2 separate regions of the Mus musculus genome follow, and region 2 is linked to region 1. Evidence: chromatin contacts called from ENCODE POLR2A ChIA-PET data. All regions are on one chromosome and are shown on one strand. The core of a region is the stretch at or near the end of the contact, and the rest is flanking DNA. Distances in the headings are between cores, read along the strand shown. Region 1 holds the start of 0610010K14Rik (RIKEN cDNA 0610010K14 gene). Region 2 holds the start of Ctdnep1 (CTD nuclear envelope phosphatase 1).

Evidence for each region. ChIA-PET counts read pairs that join two places held with the same protein, here RNA polymerase II (POLR2A).
Region 2: POLR2A ChIA-PET joins it to region 1 with 10 read pairs in Patski. The contact joins the promoter of Ctdnep1 here to the promoter of 0610010K14Rik in region 1. POLR2A ChIA-PET finds 5 or more read pairs at or near these places in 3 of 5 experiments (Patski and embryonic stem cell).

Annotation. Positions count from the first base shown.
Region 1 is chr11:70,235,922-70,239,545 of GRCm38, reverse strand. 0610010K14Rik (RIKEN cDNA 0610010K14 gene) reads left to right here and starts at 1,632. Exons shown (of 6, transcript NM_145758.1): 1 at 1,632-1,762; 2 at 1,921-2,015; 3 at 2,568-2,669; 4 at 3,335-3,522. The coding sequence starts at 1,742. Rnasek (ribonuclease, RNase K) reads left to right here. Exons shown (of 3, transcript NM_173742.3): 2 at 532-608; 3 at 1,076-1,423. The coding sequence ends at 1,217. Gm40191 (a long non-coding RNA gene) reads right to left here and starts at 535. Exons shown (of 3, transcript XR_879979.3): 1 at 352-535.
Region 2 is chr11:69,979,525-69,983,148 of GRCm38, reverse strand. It overlaps Ctdnep1 (CTD nuclear envelope phosphatase 1), which reads right to left and starts at 1,981. Exons shown (of 8, transcript NM_026017.2): 1 at 1,564-1,981. The coding sequence starts at 1,665. Elp5 (elongator acetyltransferase complex subunit 5) reads left to right here and starts at 1,914. Exons shown (of 9, transcript NM_018740.2): 1 at 1,914-1,942; 2 at 2,587-2,935; 3 at 3,090-3,150; 4 at 3,239-3,319. The coding sequence starts at 2,890.

The sequences.
Region 1 (3,624 bases), core at 383-2,882:
TAGCCGCTGGAAAACGAGACGGAACTCAGATCCAGACAACTGGGGAACTGGAGCGAAAGGGTGCTGGGGCAGGACCCTGGGAATGGGAGCCAGCTCGGGCAAATTTGCGGACTCCCCAAGGTAAACAAGAGCGAGGTCCCTGAGACTTGCGTGAGTTGAATGGAGGCGAGGGTGAAGTGTGCTTGCCCCCGAAAACGGTAGCTGAGGCCTTGCTTCCCCAGGGCCCTCAAGGCCGCCACTTCCAGAAATATGAAGTGTTTCATCTCCATCTGCTCCCATGATAATGACGCGCCTCGGAGAGCTGTTTGCCATATACCTCCCTATACCCAGTCACTCTTCCCAAGGTCCTACCTCACGCCCTGTTCCACATGGCTGAGTCCGAATCCAGATACAACCACCAGATACAACTAGCCCTTTCTAGTTCATCTCTGGCGCAAGTGTTGGGCCAACATTAGACAGGGGAGGAGCCTAGGGAGCGACCAAAGAAGTAAGGTAAGAATTTGACAACCTATCTATTCCTTACTCTTCCAGATAATGCTCGGGATATTTTTCAATGTCCATTCTGCTGTGTTAATTGAGGACGTTCCCTTCACAGAGAAAGATTTTGAGTAAGTGGTCGGGTACTTGGGCGAGTTGGGCGTGGATGAGGAGTAGCATGGTTTGGGTTTATGGGGAGGACACTTCTGAAGACTGGACATTTGTGGCCCTAGGTTGGGGACTTCAAGAAGAGGGCTGCTCTCTACAAAGTAGTTGGGTGGCAGCACGCAGGGTCCTAGTTTCAATCCCCAGCGCGAGAGACAGAGACACAGAAAGGCATGTACTTAGGAGCAGTCTTGCAAGCCACGTTTCCATGGCTACCCAAGCCCACCAGCTTAGATGTGGCCTCTTCCAATATTTTGCCTTCCTGCTCCTTGGTCTACCTCTGTAAAATGGTTACCATGATAGAATTCATTTGGTATGCTTCTTGGGAAGACTAATAGGAGTTAAAGTGCTTTAGCATGGTGTCTGATGCATAGAACTTGCATATTGGATGCTCTGAATGGCTGACATTTCCCTGCTCGCTCGCCACCTTCAGGAACGGTCCTCAGAACATATACAACCTGTACGAGCAAGTCAGCTACAACTGTTTCATCGCCGCGGGCCTCTACCTCCTCCTCGGAGGCTTCTCCTTCTGCCAAGTTCGTCTCAACAAGCGCAAGGAATACATGGTGCGCTAGAGCGCGGTCCGCCTCTCCCTCCCCAGCCCCCTTCTCTATTTAAAGACTCCGCAGACTCCGTCCCACTCATCTGGCGTCCTTTGGGACTTGTGACCCTAGCGAGACGTCATCCCTGGCCCTGCAAAACTGCGCCCAGCCTCTGGAGGAGACCGAGGGTGACCGCGCCCCGTTCTGAACTACAATAAAAAGAAGCGGTTCCCCCTAAGCTTGCTGTCTGTGCTTTCAGGGAGGGGCGGGCCCGGGCTGGAAGGGGCTGAGACCGGCCTCATCGAGGAGTCCGGACCCTCCGACGGAAGTGGAATGAAGCTAGCCGGAAGTGAAGCAACGTCTTCCACCTCGTCTTCCTCCGCGCGGCGAGGCCCCTTGAGTGACTGGGGAGAGGTCGGGTCTCGGCCAATCAGCTGCAGGGAGGGCGGGACTTCCTGCGCGGGAGCCCGAGCGGCCGGCTGCCGGGCTCTCCGTGGTTTCCAGCTCGCGTGGTGGTGGTGGCGGCGGAGCGTCTCCGTGAGGAGGTGCGCGGGGCCATGACGTCAGCGTCCACCAAGGTTCGACCTCCCTCGCGGACTGCGCTCCCTGGCGGCCACGGGAGGGTGGGCCCCCTGCCTGGCTCCCGGCTGGTGCGCGCTGGGCGGGGGGCGGGCGGATCCGAGGCTGGGGTGGGACGGCGCGCTGCCGGCCCCCCGTAATGCTGCTCCGCCCCCAGGTTGGAGAGATCTTCTCCGCGGCCGGCGCCGCCTTCACGAAGCTCGGGGAGTTGACGATGCAGCTGCATCCAGTCTCGGACTCTTCCCCTGCCGGGTACGTGAGACCAGCCTAGGACCTGGACTCCGAGATCAGACGCTTGGACTCAAGTCACAGACACGACCCTCTCTAGAGCAGGGAGATAGAGTAATTCCCCTGTGCCTGGCCCAGCTCAGTGTAGGTGGTAATTGTTGAATTAGTGGATGACAGGTAAAGAGACTACCGAGGCCACAGCCCTCCACTGCAAACCGACAGAATGTCTGCCACCTACCCCAAGCCCTGTGGACTCCCTCAAACTGCTGCCACACATCTTTCAAGGGTTGTGTTTGTAAGGCCCCTACTTGTTTCATTGGTTTCCGTTGGGTTGTTTATGGAAGCTGTTACATGATGAAGTGATGTTTTCAAGTGGCCCTGGATGTAATTTCATGTGGCCAGCGATTTGTCCCCAGGGCTTTTTTTTTTTTAAAAGGAGGTCCTTTTTATGAATCTTTGAAAGGTGCCCCTAGAGACTAGGGGGAAGAGGCTGCTGGCTGTGGACGGAATAGCCTGTGGGCTGGTTCCACACATCCCTCTTCCACTTTTGTTATCACCCTTCTCCCCTTCCGACAGTGCCAAGTGGACGGAGACGGAGATAGAGATGCTGAGGGCTGCTGTGAAGCGCTTTGGGGACGATCTTAATCACATCAGCTGTGTCATCAAGGAACGGACAGTGTGAGGGAGGGTGGCTGGCAGAGAAAGGGGAGGGTGGGCAACTTTCTTCCTCCTGACCCATTGTTCTCTCTCAGAACTCCCAGCTCAGCATCTTTCCTACTTTGTTCCTAGTTTTGTTAGCATTTCCTTGAAGACTGAGAGACTGTCACTGTGGCAGTTGGTCGGAAGATCAGGAAATGCAGTGGTCACTAGGGCCTGCAGAGAACTTTATTTTCATGGTGCCCAGATACTCAGTGGTTGTGTTTGATGATAAGAGTTCCCTAGCTATTTATGTAAATCCTTTGAAACTGGCATGTCCAGGGGATGCATTCTGAACTAATTAGTTGGTCAGGTTCTATGACAGTCTCAGTCTACCTTTATGTCACCACAACATACCTGGTGGTCCTACAAAACCATGCATCTCTCCCAGAGGATCATGAAAAGGGCCTTTCTGGCCACTCAGTTCAGGGACTCCATTCATCTTAATCTATTAGCCCTAAGTGGATGCAAAAGTTCTGAACGTGGGGGGGGGGGGGAGGACCCTTATTACACATGAACTGGGGCCTTGACCTGGATATCTACAAAGGAACTCCTAGAATTCCTTCAGAGTGGCCCATTATTCCCTCCCCTCCCCTCTTCCCTCGGCTTCTCTGATGACACCCTAATCTGCTCTCTCTCATCTTCAGGGCTCAGATAAAGACCACTGTGAAGCGAAAAGTGTATGAAGACTCCGGCATCCCCCTTCCAGCTGAGTCACCCAAGAAAGGACCCAAGAAGATGACGTCCGGTGTCCTCTCACCTCCAAACGCCCCTCCACCCAGCAGCTCCAGTGTCCCTGAAGCTGGGGTTCCTCCCATAAAGAAACAGAAGGCTGGTGAGGGCTGTGGAGTTGCTGCCTAGGGTAGGGGTTAAAGGTCCTATCTGAGATTCAATAAGAGAATTGGGCCTGGGTCAAAGAAGGAGAGACGCTTCTCTT
Region 2 (3,624 bases), core at 732-3,231, 260 kb after region 1:
CCTTTCTCCCTGAGCCTGTGAGGAGGGCTGAAACAGCTCGGGTGTCCTGCCCTGCTATCTCGGGTTGCACATGCTGGGCATGGAGGGAATGCTCCAAGTTTCTGCCAGAGAGGGCGTGGGGAAGAAACCAGCCTGGAAGGGAGGGGAGGACAAAAGGCTGTGGGGTCGGGGGATTTCTTACAGAAGAACGCAGTTTAGGAAGTCTTTCCATAGTTGGGCTGGACACTAGTCCCCACACTCAAAAATAAATAAATAGATAGATAAATAAATAAAGGAGCTGTGAAAAGAGGGAGGGTTCTCAGAGCAAGGTCAGAAAGAGGATGAGAGGTCAGAGCATAAAGAAAACCTCAGGAGTTAGGCCCACACCTGGCCAGCCTCACACACCCTATGGATCCTATTTTATCTCAGGAGACTAGGACTGCTTATAGCCACCATCCAAAATAATCCTCACCCTAAAGCAGGAAGTGGAAGAAATAAACAGACTGCTAGAGAAGGAACTGAAGTCCAAGCCACCTCAGTCACCTCTTCTACCAGAACCACCAAGGTCCTTCTGGGAATTCTGACCTGGGCTGCCAAAGCCTGCATGCTACTCAGTCATTTCCCCCCAGAATCTGACTTCAGGAGATTTACTCCAGAGGGCATGTTCATTAAGAAGTGATGGTAAGCCAGGCGTGATGGCGCACGCCTTTGATACCAGCACTGGGGAGGCAGAGGCAGGTGGATTTCTGAGTTCGAGGCCAGCCTGGTCTACAAAGTGAGTTCCAGGACAGCCAGGGCTGGGGGCAGGGGCGGCGGGGAGGAATGGTAGCTGAAACAATGTTTACCTTGGAGAAAAGCTTGAGGGAGAGAACCCAGAGATACCTGGGTTCATCCAAACAGTCTCTACACTCCAAGTATCCCTTCATAATCGCTAGAGTCGCCTGGAGAAACATGCCCACCTTCAGATGCAAGCTCTCCAGCTAACAGCCAGCTTGTCTAATGAGACACCCAACTTTAATGTGCATCTGACAACTAAAGATGCCTATTGGAAAAGCATCGTTTTCTGTCCCAGGGTCTTAATAATAAGCCCATACACACAAGCTAGAGAATTCCAGAGCCTTTTTGGAGGAGCTCCTTCACACCCAAGGCTTTTCCTCAAGTTCCAATTCCTGCTCCATATGCCCTTCTACCCACCCACACCACTGACAAAGGAGTCTGACTTTCAACAGGAGGGTCTTTCCAAAGCCCATATCAATAGTTCTGGCTACCAGCAAACAGGTGTTCCCGGCCTCTTCTTTCTTTAGCAACAACTCTAGCTTTCGTAAGGAGAGCACCATTCTAGCCCCCGAGAACTGCCAAATCCTATCCCATTTAGGCAGATTAAGAAAGAAAGCAAACCCAGTAAAAATCATGGTTCTTTTATTAAGGGCTGAACCTTGCTTAAAGGTGTCCTACTTCTCCAGCGGGTAAAGCTCTGGCCAAGGCTCCCTTCCTAGGCCCAAAGCAGAGGCCCAGCACTATCCAAAATTCCGCGAGCACCGCGGACAGAGGACCCCACCACTGGCAGCACCCAAGCAAACTCACCGTGCGGATCTGCCTCCGCAAAAGGTAAATAAAGAAGCTCCAGAGCTTGGCGGCGAAGGCCACGAACGTGCGCAGCCCCAGCAGACACTGCGTCCGCATCATCCCGATGACCCCGGCACCGCCGGCCCCGGGGCCCCCGCGGCCCAGCTCCGCCAGCCCCCCGGGGGCAGCCCCCCGCCGCAGGGAGGGGGAACGGGGGCCCCGAGCGGCAGGAGAGGCTGCAGAGATGAGCACGGAGTGGGTGGCTTAGAAAGCCACCCCCAGCGAAGGGAAAGCCCAGCGGAACCGGGAACTGGGGGACTGGCGTGGGCAGCCCGCGGGGGCCCACATGAGCGGGAAGTGGCACCGACGACTTCGCGTGGGCTGCAGGCCGAAACAGGTCGGGCTAGGACAGGGTCCTCTGAGACCAGGAGGGAAGGGGATGGAGAATTGGGGGAGGGGGCAGTGGGGGAGGGGGCTAGGGAAAAGGGAGGGAGGGAGATGGGAGGGGAAGGGGGAAGCGAAGGGTGGCCTTCTGCGCAGGCGCGCTAGGGGTCTGCCCCGGGAAGGGGGCGGGCGGGGGCGGCGGCGGCGCGCGGTGGGCCGCGGCGATTCTCGGGGGCCCCCTGGGCGCAGGAGCTGGGGAGGAGGGGGAGGGGGAGCCGAAGGGCACGGATCGCTGGGCCGGAGTGGCCTCCCCCTCCCCGAGGTCAGGATCGCTTAGCCGCTGAGGAGCGGGGCTGCAGCCTCTGCAGCTAGGCTTCCCACTCTGACAGGCGCCATTTTACCGCCCAAAGGGCTCCCTCCTCTCTTCCCTCCTCCTCTTCCCCTCTGACATTACTTCCGGTAGTGACGTGTATTCACTTCCCCGGGATTGCTGTTTCCCTCAATTCATTCTGAGGAGGGAGGGGAAAGTTAAGGAAAGCTCTCTGCTCTGACCCCGGGGTGCAGCGTTACGCACGCGCACTAGGTTACTGCGGGGCGGGACCTGGAGAGAAGCCAGGCGCCGTGTGGGCGGGGCCGAGTGACATCATTTATTCCCAGGTTCGAACCTTCTTCGGGATTGGAGCTCGTGAGACCTCTGTCCTTGTCCCCATCCCACTGATAACTGTTCCAACGGCCCTTCTGGCTCCAGTCATGGTGCAAGAGTAGATTAAGGATGTTGTCTCTAGGACTGTGTACAGAGACTCTGGAGCGGCCCCTCCGTGTAAGCCCCCTGAGAATACGGAGCATAAAAAAACCAGGCTCCTCTTTCCGGACTTTGCGGTCCTTTAAGGTTGGAAGCAATCGTAAGTGCCCCGCCTCCTCGGTGGTGACGACATCAGAAGGCGTCCTGAGGCGTCAGAGATGCTGGACTCGTTGTTGGCCATCGGTGGTTTGGTGCTTTTGCGAGGTGAGGGATCAAGGCATGCGGTGGTAGCCTTGGGCTTGGCTGAAGGAGCGGGAGCCTGGAGGACCCGCTGGGGATGGATACCCAGCTAGGGGTGGAAGTCGTGGTCGGAGCCCTGAGGGCTCAGTAGGTCTCACCCATCCTTGGCTCTCCCCAGATTCCGTGGAGTGGGAAGGGCGTAGTCTCCTGAAGGCTCTTATCAAGAAATCTGCACTTCGGTGAGTTAGCCCACAGTTTCTCCTCTCCTTCCCGGAAAGGGAGCCGGTACCCCCACTCTTCAATATATTTCCTTCATCTCTGCCTTAGTGGGGAGCAGGTCCACGTTCTGGGCTGTGAAGTGAGCGAAGAAGAGTTTCGCGAAGGTTTCGACTCTGATGTCAACAGCCGGTGAGTATACATTAAAACAGGTTTCATTCGGACTACAGCTGCTAAGGACGTCTCTTCAACAGACAGCACAGAATCTCATACTGTGGAGAAACTGGTATCGTAGGGTTTGGAACAGTAAAAATTAAAAGACTAGCGAGATGGGTTTTTTTTAGAGACTTTAGCACCAGCTTGCCGGCTTGACTGAAGGGACATGAATGAGGCTGTTGCTCACTCAACAAAAGAGAGCAGTAAACGCTTAGATAGTTTGCTGTATATACATAAGCATTCTGGCTTTAATGTTTGCACGTTAATGCATAGTCAACCAA